2 separate regions of the Homo sapiens genome follow, and region 1 is linked to region 2. A link is a loop called in an ENCODE intact Hi-C map of the cell type or tissue named here. Cell type or tissue: heart left ventricle. All regions are shown on one strand. Links, peaks and the distances in the headings refer to the core of each region. The heading gives the core; the rest is flanking DNA. Region 1 overlaps PEAK1 (pseudopodium enriched atypical kinase 1). Region 2 has its middle 90 kb from the start of LINGO1.

Evidence for each region. Hi-C counts contacts between places; a loop is a spot of excess contacts. Peaks named below come from ENCODE experiments on the same cell type or tissue, not always from the same donor. Only the 100,000 strongest peaks of a DNase experiment are listed, where the experiment ranks them.
Region 1: a loop joins it to region 2, with 6 times the contacts of the local background. A loop is called at or near these places in 94 of 110 quality-filtered maps.

Annotation. Positions count from the first base shown.
Region 1 is chr15:77,102,905-77,112,473 of GRCh38, reverse strand. It overlaps PEAK1 (pseudopodium enriched atypical kinase 1), which reads left to right. Exons shown (of 10, transcript NM_001385026.1): 10 at 1-4,316. Among named protein-coding and RNA genes, the nearest start is that of TSPAN3, 37 kb to the right of the region's middle. In heart left ventricle, for the core only: a CTCF peak has its summit at 4,621 (motif pointing left); a DNase peak (open chromatin) is centred at 5,213; H3K27ac peaks cover 1,113 bases.
Region 2 is chr15:77,538,012-77,547,829 of GRCh38, reverse strand. No RefSeq gene overlaps it. Among named protein-coding and RNA genes, the nearest start is that of LINGO1, 90 kb to the left of the region's middle. RefSeq lists a silencer at 3,930-4,144 and enhancers at 5,648-6,327, 9,552-9,601. In heart left ventricle, for the core only: no CTCF peak of the experiment used is centred there; DNase peaks (open chromatin) are centred at 4,369, 5,992 and 6,251; H3K4me3 peaks cover 784 bases; H3K27ac peaks cover 3,088 bases.

The DNA of each region.
Region 1 (9,569 bases), core at 1-8,000, 430 kb after region 2:
ACATGTTCTCTGTGCCTAGTGAGTGAGTGAGCCCTGAGGCCCCTCATCTACCAGTGCAGAGTTTCCTTAAAGCCAAGACTGACTGTGCAGTATTACTTACATAGCACATTAGTGGCCTTGGAAATTTCTAAACTTTTAACATTTTTAACAGCTTTTCATGTGATTCATGTATAACAAAGAGGATCAGGAAAGGAAAATAATGTATTTTATTGTGCTCTTATTACTTTTTTAAGTGATTGTAATATGTGAGGCTCTATTTGGAGAATGTCCCTTATCCCCTGGCCAGCAATATAGGACTCACAGGAAAGAAGGCTGGTTAGCCCACAAAGAGTCTTGCCTCCTCTAGCCAGAGTGCAGGGCTCTGCTCCTAGGAATGGCCATGGAGTGGGCATGCTGCTGCAGGCCAGCAGTCTGCTCTTGGTGTCCTGTGGCATGGCCGCGCCTTGCCTTGAAGGTTGGTGTTTGGTTCATCTTAGCATAGAACATGTGCACATAACTCCTTGCCTGATTATGCACTGAAGGGCAGCACACAGACCACTGACCATGTCAGCCAGCACATTCCCTTAACCTCCCCCACCTCCCATCTTGCAATGTCTTGCATATTGAGATATACCTTCTCAATGTCATGTTCGTGGTGCCTTGCCCATGTAAATTTCAATGTTGACTATTTAATGAGGTTACATATTTAATGCTGAATGTTTCCTGGTCCCTCTATTTGTTATGTCTCTACTTATCTTTTTTTTTCTTTCTCTTTTTCTGTTATGATTTGGATCCAGTCTTCACTTTAACTCTATGGTATAATAAGCATGGACACCTCCACTACCATTATCTTACAGCACTGGTAAACCAAGCACCTCTTCATATCAGATGTTTTTAGTACTGTTTTTATATTCAGATTTGTTAAGGGCAAAAGATGAATGCAAACTAGCCAGAGAAAAGCCTCAGGCTTCCCAGAGACAGGTGGCTAGATTAATTTTTCTCTGGGTGATGGCCAAAGAATGTGAGATAGAGAGGGAAGGGGGTGTTACAGGTTAGAGCAGAATAGAGAAAGAAACTATATTTCTAGGCAAAAAGTACTACATGAGTTGGTCTTCAGAATATTTTTCCAAAAAAATGAAATTCAGTCAGTTTAACATTATCACAAATATTTTTCATTTTAATTGTGGTAGGACCTTTGAATTTGTTCATCAACTGGAAAGAAATCCTACCCTCTGTAGACACATACACACACATTTATATATCTATGTGTTTGAATTGTGACTAGTATAGCACTTTACATTTTCTCAAGTAACAGGAAGTTATTGCCTTCAATATTGATTGGAAATTGTTTTCTATTGAAGTCTATACTGTAGAGTTTTCCATTTATATTGAGAGTTTGAACAATTAAGCTCCTATTGGAACTTTTCCTTAAGCCACATGAGCATGAACAATCTCTGTGACACTTGGGTGCTAGAGAAACACAACAGTGGCTAAAGTAGCCAAGAGCAAGACTGAATGTATAGCAGAGTGCCTTGTTAGAGTGGTAACCTAGTCTTGGAAGCAATTCAGTGGATGTTTCATAAAGAGGACTAGAACTTCAAGAAGCCTCCTGTGCTGGCTGAGGTGAGCCCTTTTGGTATATGTACACTACTGGGTTGCCTAGAAGCCAATTCATGAAGAATAACAGCAGGATGAGAAAAAGAGTCACTGTAACCTGTGGAACAACAACGTAAGAATCACCAACCCCTAGGCTGAGCTAGAACTGGAAGCCAGGAATATGGCAATGAGTTTCAAGATTTGCCCTCAGAAGATGAACTGGGTGAGGTATGGGTTGAGGTGAGGGCACAAGCACTCATCCTACCTACCCTGCTGCTGTTGAGGAGCTAGAAGTAAAACATATTGGTTAGGATTTTAACAGTTGGAGTAGCCTCCCATTATCAGATTAAGTGGGGGTCACTTTTGCTTCCAAACTCAGAATAAGTTTGTAAACATGGGAAAGTCTAAGCCAAGAGATCTAAAGCTCTAGAAATATTAATGACATTTCTGGGAGTAAAACTACTAAAAATTATATCTTAAAAGTTTCTAGTAGTATGAAGTTCCCAGGCCAGGCGCAGTGGCTCACGCCTGTAATCCCAACACTTTAGGAGGGCGAGGTGGGCAGATCACCTGAGGTCAGGAGTTTGAGACCAGCCTGGCCAACATGGTGAAACTCCATCTCTACTAAAAATACAAAAATTAGCCGGGCATGATGGCAGGCACCTGTAATCTAAGCTACTCGGGAGGCTGAGGCAAGAGAATCTCTTGAACCCAGGAGGCAAAGGTTGCAGTGAGCCAAGATCACGCCATCGCACTCCAGCCTGGGAGATTGAGCAACTTCGTCTCAAAAAAAAGTTTCCAGGAAAGATCTTTGGGTCCTACTAAGCGTCTCAATTTTGAGTTATGAATACTTTGGTTCAGGGAAGTAACCTGACATTTGGTTTTGCTGGAATTAGGGTTTTCGCTAGATTTGACTGCAATTAGGATTTCTTCTAGATTTTACCAGCAGTGATCTGAAAAAGTACAGGCTAGTCACAGAAATAGAGATGGATTTAGGATACTACACTATATTTCAAATGATTCTAGATGTGTAAATATAGTATGAACATTCTTGGAGAGGGGTGAGACAAACTGGACTTGCTGGGCCAACCCTGGCATGTTTTTCATTCTCCTCACTAGTTGACAAGGATTGAAAATTCCGCTCCAGCCTAATGAGTGAACAGGATGGCTGCCCACAAAACCAAGTTATTAGCTTTATGTCATCGAAGCTCATATTCTCAAAGGCCCAAAGTGCTGTGCCGAGACAAATCCAAGTGCTGCTCTTGCTGAAGTGCGCACTGAAGTCCAGCTGTCCGTGCTTACAGCAGTGCCAAAAGTGGGGATTCCATGGACCAAAAACGGTGCCATAAGGGAAGCCAGAAGAGTTGCAGTGCAAGATCCTGGGAGAGATTATACCAAAGAAATCAAGCCTTTTTATCCTGATGCTTCTAAGATGATGAGGGTGAGCTGTGACAGATGCTGTGGGAGGGGAGTTCACATACATTCCATGTCAAGGCATTTAGCTGATAAATCCATCCTCAGAAAAGCACCTTTTTAAAAAGAAGTCCATTTTGTATATTAGAAGATGATGATGATGATGAAGATGAAGAAAGCCCTGGCAGATACAAAGTTCCTCAGTATTTAAGGAGAAGGATCTCTTCCATGTCCCCTTGACATGACTGTGGCTATTGCCCAAACCTCAGCTTGAGAACATCATATAATACTGAGAGCGGAAGATTTTTTTAAAGAGATATGGTAGTTTAAATAGGTTTGTTTAAAGAACTCTTGGGAAATTTCTTAACAAATTGTAATTGTTTTTATAAACCTTCCTACAGAGTTGTGTACCATTCATCATCACCATCATTTAATATCTGTAAGTGCCCAGAAGGTACAAGGTGCTATACAGCCGTTAAACACCCCCTCCCTGCAACTGTTTAAAATTAGAATAGATTTTTGCATCAACCACTGCTAGAAGCTTTCCCCACCTAGGTGGGCTGCAAGGGCCTGCATTCCCAACATCCCATTACATGTTTCCCACTCCAGAAAGTCTCTGGGTTTATTCCAGCTTTTTATCTTGACGTGTCCCATTCACCCCCATGGTTTGGTTTGGTTTGGTTTTGTTTTTTAAATCAAGAAAGTTTCAGGGAATCAAAAGAGGTCGGACATTTTTTAACCTAGCAGAAGTACAGAGTCATATATTTTGCTACGAATATTGTTGTAGTACAGAAAACCCACTTTGCCCGTTAGTGTGTGGATAGTATGTGTGTGTCCGCACTCATGATAACTTGAATGTTGAACCAGACATAGGGTTCATTTTTGAAAGGTTAAACCACACTGTTTCAGGAACTTGCTCCAAATACTACTTGGTTATCCCTTCCTTTACCAGTTAGAACTAAAGAGTGTGATGTATGAACACACTGGGTTGGGATTTTCTGTTGAGGATATGCAGGGCATTTTGGCATGAGGCAAATACAGAAGCAAGATTTCATTCTACTTGGTGATTTGAATCATGACAGTCCTCATTCCAATCTCTCTTTAATTCTCTCTGGCCCTGCCCACACTCTGTATTTGAAAATCTTGTTTTTGCTCTTTCCGGAGCTTCACCCCTCTACTTACATATTGTAAAGTTGTATAAATCTATCATTGAAAGGTCCTCTCTGCCAGCAGTGGTGCCACCCTTTGGTTTGCTGTGGTACTTTGCTGTGTACTCCGTGGCATCATGTTACTGTGTAAATAAATTCATTTTAATACACACTAAAAAACAGACAAATGCTTGTCCTTTTGGCGACTCTTCCACACTGACATGCTGGGGAGGGTTTGGTTGCAGACATGGTTATGTCTTGTCCCCCCAGGGTAGGTGCCCTGTCCATAACACAGGAAATGATGGCTTTCAGCCTGTGTGTCTTCTGCACTCTGGGTCCTCATCCCCTGCTGACATGGATTATATTTCTCTTTATTCCCTGTCTAATCTGAGGAAATCAGGCCCCAAAGAGAAAGCAAAGGCATTCTGCTTTTCCCAGACCTCAGAAGGCTGCAGGTTTGCTGTGTGAGATCGCCCTCTGGTGAGCAGTCACCTGCAGGCTTCCTGGGTTTGTACTGCATGTTGAGAGGCTTGGTTAGCTGGCTCTGGCTGACCCTCTCCGTGGAAATCAGAGCTATTCAGGTAATATGAGCGGGGACAGGGCCTGGTACTGCATCATCTGCAAGATTCGCATGCCTTTGACACAGTGATACACAGGGGCCTCACAAAGGCAGACAAGCTAATGTGTGGACACTTCAGCAGCGCAGAGGAGGCCTCCTGGCTTAAGCAGGAAGAGTCAGCAGTGGTAGCAACAACTGCCGCATTATGAGAGGAGAATAGATGAAAAGGCAAACATGTAGATCCTAAATTTAGAGCAGATTTTAGAGCACCAAACCCTTTACAGTGGACACTGTCTCCAACCCGGTGTCTCTGCTCTTCTCCACTAGCAAGCACTCTGGAATTTGCAGATGCTGTTTTTAAGGCATACCCCAGAAGAGTGGCTGCCAGACTTGAGGTTTATGTTGCTGAGGAGCAACATAACAGAACCCATGTTGGTGTGGACCCAAAAGCTCTCTGTGTGTTGCCTGGGCCCAGGAGGAAGGGTCAACAGCAAGCCTGACCAGACAATCCCCAGGGACACAGGCCCTGCCTGCTGCAGCTGTGTAGCCTGCTTGCTGGAGAAGAGCCTAGAGAACTTCCCTTCTAGTTGTCAGCACAACACACTGGCTTCTGGGGGAAAGGAAGCAAAGAAAAAAGTAGGCAGTTGGGGTTGGGAGGTCACAGAAACAGAGCGTACCAGGACCGGGCTGCTGTGTGAAGCTCTGCTGGCCTGAGTGGTCACCGTGTGTGCCAGGCCAGGTCTCACTAATGCAGGACTCCATAACAACTGATTCAGTACTGACTGAGTGATTAAATTAAATATTAAAAGCTGAAGGGGCCACTGCCCTTATACGAAGGCTGAAGTGTAACAAAAGCTCCACTGGGAGTTTTGCCTAGACCTTTCCTGGGCCTTGAAGCATGACAAAATAGCGAAGGAATTCTTAACAGGACCTGTTTAGGATTAAACAAGTTTATCGGGGGTCTGAAGGAACTCCCCATACCTCCATGATTTAGCAGGAGACAAGATTAAGGGTAATCACCCCAGCACTTGGACCCATTTAGATTAAGTAAACTTACTGAGGCTCCAGAGGAAGGTCTTCAAGACTCAGACCTTAGTTATAGATTGAAAGAAGTTGGCCGGATGTGGTGGCTCACACCTGTAATCCCAGCACTTTGGGAGGCCGAGGTGGGCGGATCACGAGGTCAGGAGATCGAGACCATCCTGGCTAACACGGTGAAACCCTGTCTCTACTAAAAACACAAAAAAGTTAGCCGGGCTTGGTGGTGGGCACCTGTAGTCCCAGCTACTCAGGAGGGTGGGGCAGGAGAATGGCGTGAACCCAGGAGGTGGAGTTTGCAGTGAGCCGAGATTGCTCCACTGCACTGCAGCCTGGGTGACAGAACAAGACTCCATCTCAAAATAAATAAATAAATAAATAGTCACTTATGTCTTTAGATGAATGCACACTTACACGTAGACATATAGCTTAGAAGGTATATAAGATGTGGGAAACCGTAATTTTGAGTTGATCTGGCAATAACTTCGAGGCCTTCTCCCTGTAACTGGTTACAGAAATAAAAACTCCCTTCTCTCCCGGTTCATCTGCATCTCGTTACTGGGCCGCAAAAATAAGCAGCCTGACCCCCAGTTTGGTCCAGAAACACCTGGAGCCCTGAAAGGATACAGGCCAGTGGATGGTGGGACCAGTTCAGGATTGCCCAAGCCAGACTCCAGGTGAGGTGGAACAAGGCCAGAAAAAACACTAAGTTTCTATTCTTCAGTGGGATCACTTTGTCCTTTGGTGTAACTGGAGAGCCTGGAGATAAATTATCCTATTCCCCTTCCCCATCACATCACCCAGCGTGGGATTCATTCCTGAGAATTCCATTAGTGGTCCTCAGTGATGCCATCCTGTCTGACTCTGGGTTGTCCGGAGGTGATGGGCCACTGACAGTTGGATGGGGCCTTTGGCAGCTCCATGCCTGCAGAGTGTTGTCTTTCAACCTAAGCCACAGAGAATCTTGATTTCTTTCCTGCCCGGAGTGAATTGGTGTGGGGAGCTCTCCATTGCCTGGGGTTGTAAGTGTGTACCTTCTGCTCCAGGAACTCTTTGCCTCCTCTCCAAGGCCTAGCAAATTATGCTTCCTTATAAGTGAGTTCGCACTCTCTTCTACAAGGGAAAGAACTTCATTAGTGCCATAGGAGCCAAGAACTGCAGTTGGCAGATCACAAGTTGTTGTTAAGAGCAGCTCAAGGCAATTACAGCTGAAACTTAAAAACTGGATTTCACACTGGGTGGGGGGGTAGGAGGGAATTTGTTGCCAAGATCCAGTTCTCTCAAATTTGCAAACCTCTAAAAGGAAATAGGCTTTTTGGACACAAACTGACTTCCTTGAGATCCCAGATAAACCTCTGTACAGGTATGTGCGCGCACGCGCGCACACACACACACACACACACACACACACACACACACACACCAACTAATGGCTCCCTTGCCCTCTGGGAGCTGCATGGAAGCAACCAGAAAGCTGAGTGATAATGCTGTGAGGGCTTCTGAGGAATCTGCAATTATAAGGACCAGGGTCCTCTAGAGAAGTAACTCTCATGCAGGAAGTGGGGGGTATAGGGACTTGGGTTTTCCCCACCAGGACCACCCAATGCTCACCAGCCCACACTTGAGCTGGAGTCAAAGATAGAGCAAAAAACTCCAAGCCTATGGTTCATCTTTGCCCAGGGTTGGGGGATGGGAGGCAAATTGTACCTCAGGTAAAGAGAATGTGGAGGGATAAAGTCACCAGGCCCCCCAGGGAGGGGCAAAGTTGAATGCCTTGAAGAGCTGAGATGCTCCTCTTCCAGGGTGAAGGAGTCTGTCTCTAGAAAGCCAGCCCTGGGGGTGCTTTCCCATGAACTAGCTTAACAGCTTAATTTTATCTTCACAATCTGGTGAGGTGGTTTCTAGAATTATCCCCATTTTACCCTTGTGAAAACAAGTCAGAGAGGGTTTGTTTGCCCCAGATCCTTAGTAAGGGAACTACGATTTGTCATCCAGCAACCGTACTCCACCTCCCAGCTTCCTGGAGTGAGGGACAGTCCTCCCTCACTCTCTAGCTGTCACCCCAGTATCATCAGTGGCTTCTTGGTGTCCAAAGAAGAAAAATCCAATTGCTGAGTCTGTGTCCTCCACCTCTCATGCTTATTGCTGACCAGATGTTGCAGCAGCTCCACTCTCCAGGCTGGCCTGGGAGACATGCATTGAAATTCTCTGCACCCGCATCGTTCCTGTTCTTTTTCTCTCTGTTCTTCAGGGCCCCATTCAGCCAAGAAGCTTTTGGGATGATAGCCATCTGAAATCACCAACTCACTCCCCAGCTTCAGCTCCTGGCCTGGTGTGTGTGTGTGTCTGTGTGTGTGCACCTCCCTTCTCGTGAGCTCCTCCAGGGAGGCCATGGCTTTAGCTGCTCTGCCTGCTGTCCTTGGTGTCTGACTCAACTAACAGGAAGAGAGGAGGAAGAGAACCACCCCTGGCTGCTCCACTGGGCCAGGCCCTGGTCCAGGCTTTCCCACACATTAACCTCATTTGCTCTCCACTACAGCCATTTTACAGATGAGGAAACTCAGAGTGGGTAAGAAACTTGCCTAAAGCTGCATAGCTGGTAAGTGGTAGAGCTGAGATTCAAACCTAGGCTTGAAGCCAGTTCTCCCCACCACCATACGAGTCTTTGTCTATTGGCTTGTTTTTGTGCCAGCGGATAGGCCCAGGCCTATGGGTGTTTGCTCCAATTGTGACAGACTGGGGTAGCCAAGGAGTGCTTCCTGATGTGGGCAGAGAGTGTGAGTGAGAAGAAAGCGCTGGCTAGGCTGAGCAGTCAGATCTGTAGCTTCCCTGTAGGGCCAGCACCTTTCCCTGTCAGACCTTCACTGAACTCCTATGGGATCGCCAGGCCAACACAAGGCATTAGCACTGGCCGTCTTTGAGACATTTCCTCTCAAGGCCCCTGAGCAGACTTGCCTGTTTGCTCTCCATCTTCCCTACAGAGGGGCCTCCCAGGACTGCTTCTGGAACCACAAAGGCAACTAAGTGGCCAACAGCTGCCACAGAGCAACTGACAACCTTCTTTTCCTTTTTGTCTTTTTCTTTCTTTTTGGTTAATAATCTGCTTTCCATTCACCTACCCCCTCCACTCCCACCCTGTCATGGTAAATCAGGGTTGTAAAGTCCTCAACCCCTAAGAGCTCCATGCTTGAGCAAATATATACAAGACATACGCATATAGCTGTAGGGTTCCACTCTCTTACAAAAATTAGATCTTATTGTGTACAATACTCTGCAAATTGCTTTTCTTACTTAACAATATATATCATTGGCCAGGTGTGGTGGCTCACGCATATAATCCCAGCACTTTGGGAGGATCACTTGAGCTCAAAAGTTAGACCAGCCTGGGCAACATGTTGAAACTCCATCTCTACAAAAAAATACAAAAATTAGCCAGGTGTGGTAGCATACACCTGTGGTCCCAGCTATTCAGGAAGCTGAGGAGGGAGGATCACTCGAGCCCAGGAGGTCGAGGCCACAGTGAGCCGTGAACTGCACTCCAGCCTGGGGAACAAAGTGAGATCCTGTCTCAAAACAAAAACAAAAACAAAAGCAAAAAAATCATGGACAAAGTATTTCTTAAAAGGTAGCTTCTCGCACTAAAAATAATAGCATTACATAACATACATATATACAAATTTTATTATTATTATTTCCACTTCTTCAGGCGTTCAGTCACATAGGGATGACTAAACAACAAAATATGAGAAACTACTGAGAAGTATAAAAGATGCACAGATACAGAGATGAACTATCAGGTTGTCTCAAATTTTAGTGAAATTTGAATTTTAAATCTC
Region 2 (9,818 bases), core at 604-8,603:
TCTATAAGACAAGGATGAAAATTATGATAATGTTATATATTATCCTCTTGTAAGGATTATGTAATATGTGTAAAGTCCCCAGAGCAGGGCCTGGTACGCAGTAGGCACGCAATAAATGTATTTGTTATGAACACCCATCATCCCCCCCAACAGAGTCCATTTCACTCACATTCCCCCCAACACAGCACACACAGTGTGTGTTAGGACGATCTCTTCACAGACAGTATACCCCCTGAGAGCAGGAATGTGGAGTTTTCTCTCTGTGTCACCAGCGCCCAGCACAGAGTAGACAGCAATTAATTGCCCTCGAACTGTACTGGTCTCCCAGAGCCTGAATACTGGCCTCTCTGAGGTGTTGTGATCTTTACAGTGTCAGCCAAGCATGCATCAATAAGCAAAGTTATAGCAACACCCAACCCTAAGAGAGCACTCACCACATGCCAGGCACTAAGCACTTAATATAAGTGAACTCCCTAGGGGGTAAGTGCTATTATCACCCCCACTTTCAGATGAGGAAACTAAGGCACAGAGAGGTGAAGCAGCTTGCCCATGATCGCACAGCTGGGATGGGCAGAGTCAGGATTTGAATTCCAGGCAGTCTGGAACTCAGAGCTTGGAACTCCTAACCACCACCCTAGAACTCATTAAGGGAACTCTTCTGTCTATGCCCAGTATGTCACAGGATGCAGTGATACAGGGACAGCAGTATACCCAGGACAGTAAATAGCTCCATCTAAAGGCAATTGTGTCCTGAGGACCCAGACAGCTCAGTAGTAACTGATGAGCTTTTGCAAGCATGTGAAGCATCTGATGCCACAGTGATGACCACAAGGACACTGCCGCTGGCTCCTTTAGGGTGGTTTTGAATCTTTTTTTTTTCTTTTCTTTTCTTTTTTTTTTTTTAGACAGAGTCTCACTCTGTTGCCCAGGCTGGAGTTCAGTGGTGCAATCATGGCTCACTGCAACCTCCACCTCCTGGACACGAGCAATCCTCTCACTTCAGCCTCCTGAGTAAGTGGGACTAGAGGCGTGCACCACCATGCCTGGCTAATTTTTGTAGAGACAGGGTTTCACCATGTTGCCCAGGCTGGTCTTGAAATCCTGGGCTCAAGTCATCCACCTTCCTTGCCCTCCCAAAGTGCTGGACTTATAGGCGTGAGCCACTGTGCCCAGTGAGTCTTTTCTCAATGGTGCCACTGAAAGTTCCAGTGTTCACATGTATGCCATGAACCCCCAAAAAGCTGAGGATTCCTGGGCATGCACATTGGAAGTGCTTTCTCTATCTTGCCTTCAGTACTCCAGGCTTGCTTCCTTGGCACTACTAAGCTCCCTCTCCTTCATCCTTACCTCAGGGGAGAAAAGGGGAAATGGAAACAGGAAGGTGTTACCTAAGAGCCTCCAGCTGGGTAGTCCTGTTTCCTTGGACTGTGACAAGGATGAGGGCTCAGACTGTGAGCAGGATCAGGGCTCAGTCTATTAGTGAGGTTGGGATTCAGTTAGAGTCTCTGACCCTCAATCTCCACACTTCTTTCCTTGTTTGACAAGGCAGGGCATGTGGTCTGGCTCACAGATTTCACTGGCCAAATTAGGCATGAATCACCAGGGTCGAATGCAGTGCCTTCTGCTCTCCCACATCGTCCTGGCTGTCTTATCTGTAGCAGTGCTTCTGGGCATGCAGTCGCCGCCTAGCTCCTTGCATGCTGATGACCTCTACCCTGAATGGCAGGGCTACAAGCTGGCTGTAGCAATTTGAGGGAGTCACCTACCTTCCTTCTCCTTCTGAATGTCCCTGTAGGCACCTTGAACTCAACCCAACAGCCTGAACACTCCCTGGAAGCCTGCTTCTCCCTGACGTTGCCAGTTTCAGCCAAAGGCACTCAGAGGTCCAACTTGACAATGGGACATTGCCCTGGAACGTGCCCCTAGGAAATCAATCCCCAAAGCCTCCCCGTCCAGTGGATCACCCCCTGCTCCCCATTTCTTCAGCCACAGGCCTGAATGTTTTTCCGCTGAGACTTAGAACAGCCACCTCAGGGGTTCCTCTGTCTCCACCATCATCCTTTCCTGCCACACTACAGTAACAGTGGCCTTTCTAAAGTGTAAGTCTAACCATGTCACTCCCTGGCTGGACCTACATGCACTCAAGGGAGAGGGCTGAGCTAAGATAGTAATTTGGGATAGATCACTTTCCAACCACGAGAGAGGTGGGCTCACCAGGGGAGGGCGCGTCAAGTGAGAAGAAAGAGAAGAGGGCTTAAGCCAAACCCTGAGATTCTTCAGGGATGGGAGGGGAGCACCCAGTCCCAAGAGGGAGCAGGGAGGAGGAAACCCAGGAGCCAGTGCCACTGCAGGAAGGAGAGAAGCTGTCAGGTAGATCCATGCCCAGACCCCCTGAACAGAGCGCTCACTTTGTTCAGCAACTTAGAGGTTGCTGGTGACCTCAGTAAGAATCGTTTTATCTGGGAGACATAAAAAACAGAGGGCAGAGGCGTGGGGAGGAAGTCAGAGACGGGGGCAGTGAATGTACACAACTCTCAGTAATTGGGACTGGGGCCAAGGTGGGAAGGAAGATCACCTGAGGCCAGGAGTTTGTGATCAGCCTGGGCAACACAGCAAGACCCCATCTCTCCAAAAATTTTTAAAAAATAACCGGGCATGGTGGTGCACATCTGTGGTCCTAGCTACTGGGGAGGCTGAGGTGGGAGGATCACTTAAGCCCAGCAGTTCAAGGCTGCAGTGAGCTGTGATCCTGTCACCGTACTCCAGCCTGGGTAACAGAGGGAGACTCTGTCTCTGGAAAAATTAAAAAAAGAAGTGAGACTGGGACAGATCTGGCCATGGCAGAGGAGAGCCAGGGTCAAGGGAAGGTTTTATTTGGAATAAGAAGGAGCAGACCCACTCAGTCCTATATCCTTGGCCCAAGCCTGTCCTGCTCACTCTCACTACCCTACCCTTCTGGCTCTGGCTCCCAGAGATGCTACTTGCTCTTGAAAATTCTGGCTGGGGGAGGTGGGAGGGAGTGATATAGACAGACTGTCAGATTCAGAGTAGGGAGGCCCAGATACAGGGCATGGTCACCTAGATGTCAGCTGCAGATCCAGGGCAGGGGTGCTGGTATCCTGGGCCCTGCTCCCCCTCTCATTCCCCACCTTCATCGAGCTGGGGCCTTTCTTCATGGAGCTCTAAGAAGGAGAGGAGAGGCAGGAGGGAGCTGGAGGTGGGGTAGAGCACCAGGAGGCTCCGTAGGCATCTGGAGAAGTGAGGAGGGACAGAGAGGAAATATTAACTCAGTCAGGGAGCCGTCAAGGTCCAGAGTTGGGAGTCTGTGATAGTTCAGGTCCTAGGCCTGCCCCCACCTCGTCAAGTGATGCTAGGCTCTGTCCTATCATATCCGAGCCTCCGAGCCCAATCTGTGACCAGACAAGGCTAAACAAGCTGACCCCACTGGCCTTCCTGCCACGTCTTCCTGAGAGGTGAGAAGCAAGGGTCAGTCTGTGCTGCTCTGGATGGGAGTGGAGCTGGGAGCCAGGGCAGGGCAGGGCAGGGGATGACAGGCACCACTGCGCCATGTTCCAGCCCTTCTATCTGTGTGGAGGACACGGCTGTGAAATGTAAGTAAAACCCAAGTCTAATTTCCTCGGTCAGAAGGAGGAGGCACTGCAGCATTTTCAAACCCTAATTAAACCCGCTCGGGCGGTGTAACACCAAAATCAGTTCCAAGATCAATATTGCTATTCATTTAGAAGTGTAACGAGGTTAGAGAGGTGAGCAAAGGAAATAATTAACTCATTTGCAGCCTTTTTAAACAGAAACAGTCGTTTTAATCTCCAGGGTAATTAGCTATGCTCTGTCCATCAATCATGACCTCAGCCATTATTTTAAGTATTTGATTAATCAAGGAGGAAAGGGGTTAAGCCACCCCTCCAAGCCCCCAACATTGGCCCACGTATTGGGGATGACCCCTGGGCAGGCACTAGAAACACTTCTCCGGGCGGGGGGCAGTCTAGGCCAGCATTGAGAGTGGCCAGCAGGGAAGGGCTACAGCACAGAGGGTGTCCCAGGTGAGACACGTGGGCAGGTGGGGAACAGCTCCCTCTCCTGGCTGGTCTCCTGCGAGAGGACAAGCCCTCCCTGGGCATGGAAGTGCTGGGGCCCTGGAGCCCCAGGTCCTGGTCCATGTACCGCGCCTGGCTTGCTGAGTGACCTCAACAAGTCCCTGCTACCATTTCTGTCCGTCCTAGGTGGAGACGGAAGCCCATGGAATTAATCCGGAGCTCACGGGTTCTAAGTGCCCAGGGGCCTCCGGCCACTGGAGGGCAGCAGAGCCCCAGGGACCCCTGAGCCCGTGGGCTGGGCTTGCCAGAAGCGGGCGGCGGCTGCGCGGGAGCTGCTGCCTTGGGAAGCCTGGGTTCTGGCGGATCCGATGGGAAAGTCCGGTCTGGCTGCCATCTCCAAGGCCTCACGGCAGCCGGAGGGGTGGGTAGCCCCGATAAGTGTCCTCATTTGGCAGACGAGAACCAAAGCTTCGGGGAGTGCCAGGACCTCCCCGTCCGGGCCCCCACACCCCAGTTCCTGAGGCTCATTCCTGAAACCTGGAGGGGACGCCCCCGGAGATGAGGAGGGCAGAGCTGCCCGGACTGGCCTCTGTCTTGTTCTGACAGCCCGGGCGTGGCCACCCTTCTCAGCCAAAAGGGGATCCTGGGGGAAGCCAAGGCCCAGACATGGGGCCTCAGATGGGGGAAACTGAGGCCCAGAGAGAGGCAGGGCTGTGCTGATGTTCTCATTAGTATTTGTTAGCAAATGTGGGGCACAGAGTCACTGCCTCAAGGTCCTTATGATGCACTCGGGAAAACCGTGTGCAGATGGTGACCAGGCCGTGGGTGAGAGAGCTCTAGGAGGCAAGCCCGGGGTGGGGAGCCCCGCGGGGCAGTGGGCACAGCCCAGGCAGTCCAGGGAAGCCTCCTGAAGGAGGGGGCCTCTGAGCTGACTCAGAATGAAAGGTGGAGAAGTGTATTCCTGACAGGGAGGAACTGGTGCAGGGCACGAAGGAGTGGGAGTCGGTTGAATGAGTCGTGAATTGGGCATGGCTGGCCCACAGGCCCTGCAGGAGAGCAGGAAGGTGACAGGAGCCTAGGATATGGAGGGGGATCCAGGAGTGTGAGCGGAGGCTCTGGAAGGGATGCGTGAGGGCGGCTAGGGTTCATGTGGCCTGCCCTGCTGAGCCCGTTTCTGTCCACTCTAAACAGCTGTGCTGGGCGTTGGACCTGCCCTATGGTGCTTGATGTCGCTGGACCCGGGACCACCTCTTAGTGCTGTCCTCCTCTCTAGAGCCCAGATGAAAAATGACGAGTCCTTGGGAGGGCAGGGGTTGGGGAGCAAGTGTTCCTAAAGGTTCTGGGAATTCAGGGGTTGGGGAAAAGGAGACAGCCAGGATAGACATAGGCCGAGCCCACATCGACCTTCCTTCCAAGACAGCCCCTCACTGCCCTGTGCCATGCCAGTGCCAGCACCATCATCACTGGAAAGGCCTCTCCTTGCATGCCTTTGGCTTTGGGGAGCTCACCACCTCAAACAGCTCTAATGGGGAGAAATTTTCTTCAGCTGCTGTCTCTTGTCTCTCTACAGTCCCTGGCTCTTTGCCTGGGGTACCCTGAGAGCCCTGCCTCAGAGTCTTCTGGGACATCGCTGGGGTGCCCAAGACTGCAGTAGTCAGTCCCATGGGCAGGCAGGGAGTACTGACTGTCATCATCAGCCAACGAGCAACCAGAAAGGCCAGGGGACTTGGCTGGCTGGCCTAGCTGGCATCGGATTTGGGGGGAGTCTTCCAGCCCCAGGCACTGTCTCGGCAGACTGGGGGAGGGCAGGAAGGATGGGAATATGGAAGCAGAAGAAGGAGGAGAAAAAGAAGGGAAGGAGGAGGAAGGAGGACCAGGATCTGGCCTGGAGCTCGGTTGCCAGGGGCAACAGCATTGCATTCTGAGGAGGAACCAGATGCTGAGGAGGGCGGCAGGAGGAGGGGAGCTGGGGTCCAGGCAGCAGATCCAAGGCTCCTAGGGCTTGGGGGCGGGGGTACCCATTTGGCAAGAACCCCAGGAGTCCCAAGTGTGTGTGGAGCCCTGGTGAGAGCTCCTTAGTGGCTATTCTGACCCCAGGGCTCAGAGGCAGACATGTGGAGTGGGAGGAAGGCGGGGAGGGCTGGGCCAGCCACATTTGTAAGCTCCCCACAGCCGCTCTCCAGGCTACAATTTGTCTAGGACTCCAGAGCGAAAGCAGTTGTGAGGCTGGGACCGGGGCAGGGCTGGGGAGGAATGCTTAATCCAGCCAGCGCTGGGGGCCACACCCGGGCCTGCTGGGGCACTGGCCTGCCCTCCCCTCCTGCTGCCTCAGTCCAGGGGAGGAACAGGAAAAGTGCACACTGAAGGCTGGAGTCCTCTAAGGCCGTGGGCACTCCCCAGCCCCTCTCAGCTTCATTTTCTGTGTCTATAAAATGGCGCAAAAAAACCTTGCTCTTGGACACGTTTATCAGCAGTTGTCTACGTGCAATGTCGGGGGCGGGGGCGCTTGTTAAGACAATAAGAAATAAAGGAGAAAAACGTGATCAAAGGAAGTCACATTCACCTTGCATTTAGCGGGGGATTTGTACCCCTCTTTTCCAGGCCAGCAAACCAAGGCTCAGAGAGAGCTGGGTATTGAAAGTGCTGGGAACTAAGCATACCCTGTAAGACTCCAAAGCCCTCCCCACCTCTTGTTGCTCCCACCAGGACCTCCCTGATGTTGCCCTTGGAGTAACCCCCAGGCCAGAACTAGGTGTCATTTTCAAGCCTCCTCCCCAAATGTCCCCGCAACCCCTCCCTGGTTTCCTAGCATCAACCTCCATTCAACCTCCTCAACCTCCTCTGCCCCTAACCTGACAACAGGGGTAAAACTCACCCCTTGCCCGAGCAATTGAGGCTCCATCCCACCAGCCAGTTAGCTCCCTGTCCCTGCCACACAGCCACAGCCTAGCCAGTTCCCTTTCTGCCTGCAACTACCATTGTTGTGCAAGAAACCACCCCAAAATATAGTGGCACAAAACACTGACCATTTTCTTCTGTTCATGGAGTCTGCGGGTCAGGCATCGGACAGGGCACAGAAGAGGCGGTTTGTATCTGTTTTGTGATATCTGGGGCCTCACACAGCAGGCACCAGTGGCTGATGGGGGCTCGATGTCTGGGGTCTGGAACCATTCAGAGGCTTTTCACTCACGCGTGAACACGTGGTGGATGCTGACTGTGGGCTGGGAGCTAGGCTGGGGCTGTCCCCCAGAACACCTGCATGGACCCATTCATCAGGCCCGGGCTTCCTCATGGCATAGCAGCCTCTGTCCTAGGAGGACATCTTACCTGGTGGCTCAGGGATCCAAGGGTGAGCGTCTCAGCACGTAAGGTAGAAGCTGTGTTGCATTTTATGACACTCTTGGAAGCCCCAGAGTGCCACTTCTGCCATACTCTATTGGTCGAAGCAGTCACAAGCCCACCCACGTGTTTTTGTTTTTTGTTTTTGAGACGGAGTCTCGCTCTGTTGCCCAGGCTGGAGTGCAGTGACTCGATCTTGGCTCACTGCAAGCTCTGCCTCCTGGGTTCACGCCATTCTCCTGCCTCAGCCTCCCGAGTAGCTGGGACTACAGGCGCCCGCCACCACGCCCGGCTAATTTTTCGTATTTTTAGTAGAGACGGGGTTTCACCATGTGTTAGGCAAGATGGTCTCGATCTCCTGACCTCGTGATCCACCCACCTTGGCCTCCCAAAGTGCTGGGGTTACAGGCGTGAGCCACCGCGCCCGGCCCCGCCCATGTTTTAAGAGGGGGAGCACAGGCGTACATCTTCAGGAGATGAGGGGCCAGAAAGGCCAGAAGACCCTGTCTCTAGCACCCCCTACAGTCAATTCACTGTAGAAGGGCCTGCGGGATAGGGGAGATTGTTGGAGCCATCTTCAAAGTGCAAGCTGCCTTGTGGCTCCTCACCATGGCTGTGATGAAAGCCGCCCCCATTCCCTTCCTTTCCCAGCCCTGCCCCTCAGTACCAAGACACTGTCCCCTGCAGGAAACTTGCCTGGATTGAAAGCTATAGCTCCCACACCTCAGGGGACGGAATCACAACCACAGCCATGACGCGTCCAGGGAACATCTGGCCTCCCTCACTCTTCTCCAGAAATCTGGCCTACCCAGCTCCTTCTGCTCTCTTGGCCACTGACTCATCTGTGCTTCCCAGGGCTCCAGTACTGTCTTACGGAGGACTCTCCTGAGACCTCAGCCCCTTGCAGGACCTGCACCCCTATCTATTCACTGATGATCACCCAGTCAGTGGTTTCAGCCTAAACTTTTCCTAAAGGATCAGGTGCCCTCACCTACCTGCCAGGTGCAGAGGTCTCCCTCTTCCCTTGCACTCAGCACAGCCTGAGCCCAAAGGGCAGCCCCAGCCACCCTGGCACTGAAGCCAGAAGCCCCTCTCTCTAGTGCCCCCTACACAGGCACTTCATCTCCAGGCCCTCCCAGCTAAACTCCCAGGTCAGGTCCCTCCTCTCACCTGGCTCTCACCTGGCTCTCACCTGGCTGCTGGCAATTGCCCCTTCCCTGCGGAGTCCCTTCTCCAAGCAAGCTTTTCTAACATGAAACCCGACCTTGACCTTGCCACTCCCAGCTGAAACCCTTCCAAAGGCTCCCCAAATGTTCAGGACAAAATCCCAGCTCCTTGCCAACACAAGCAGAGCCTTTAACTGCCATTTGAATTCTTCCACTCTCTCTAGCTTCGCTTGTCACTGTTTCCCTCCTCCTCACACCTGTGCTCAGGGCTCCAGTCCCCTGGGCATGCTGCCATCCACTTCCAGGTGTTTGCACAAGCTGCTCCCTAGAATTGGAACACCTCTCATGGCCCTCACCTGGAGAGGGTCTGTTCCTCCTCACAGCGCCATCCAGTAGACTTTTCTGGACAATGGAAATGTTCCATTTCTGCACTATTCGACATGCTGTCCACTAGCCAATTGAAATGTGGCCAGTATGACTGAGGAACTGAATTGTTTATTTGTTTTTTATTTAAATGTAAATGGCCACCTGTGGCTAGTGGCTACCATATTGGATAGTATGCAGCTCCAACATAACACCTCTTCCAGGAAGCCTTCCCTGACCTCCCAAGCCTGGGCCAGATGCTCCCATAATGCTCTGTTCTCCAGGTGTTTATTCACCTGTCTCCCCAGCTGGTCTGTGAGTTCTTTTAGAGGTTATCTCTTGATCATCATGGTATCCCCAGCTCCAGGCTCTTATTAGTGACCAGTAGCTGTGCAGAGTCTATGAATTTTCTGAATCCACATCTAGGCACAGACTGGACCTTCCACGAAGACCAAATCCAAAATAACTCTGCTGAGGATCCGAGTAAATGTGTGTGTGTACACACATGTGCAGTGAATTCACGTGTAGTCATGTGTGCACACCCATTTGACCTTGGCAAGACCCGTGCAGGCCCCCACCCGGCTGGGGACAGTGGTCTCACACACAGATGCTGGCACGCTGGGCTGGACAGGAAGTGAGCCTCTGAATTGGCTTTTGTAAAAATCAAACGCTGTTTTCATTCTTGTTTCTAAGATGCTTCATCTGCATTGCAGATGAATCTTCAGGGAGTTTAAAAAGAAAAGCTTCCAGTTTTCTGTGTGGGACCACCTGCACTCTCAGTTCCACATTCTATAAACAAGCCCTTGCAGGCACAAGGGAAATTTGCCATTTAAATGAGCCTTCACCTCCTAAGTCAAAGGCCCATTTCTTGGTTACGAAGCTCTTGTTAAAGTTT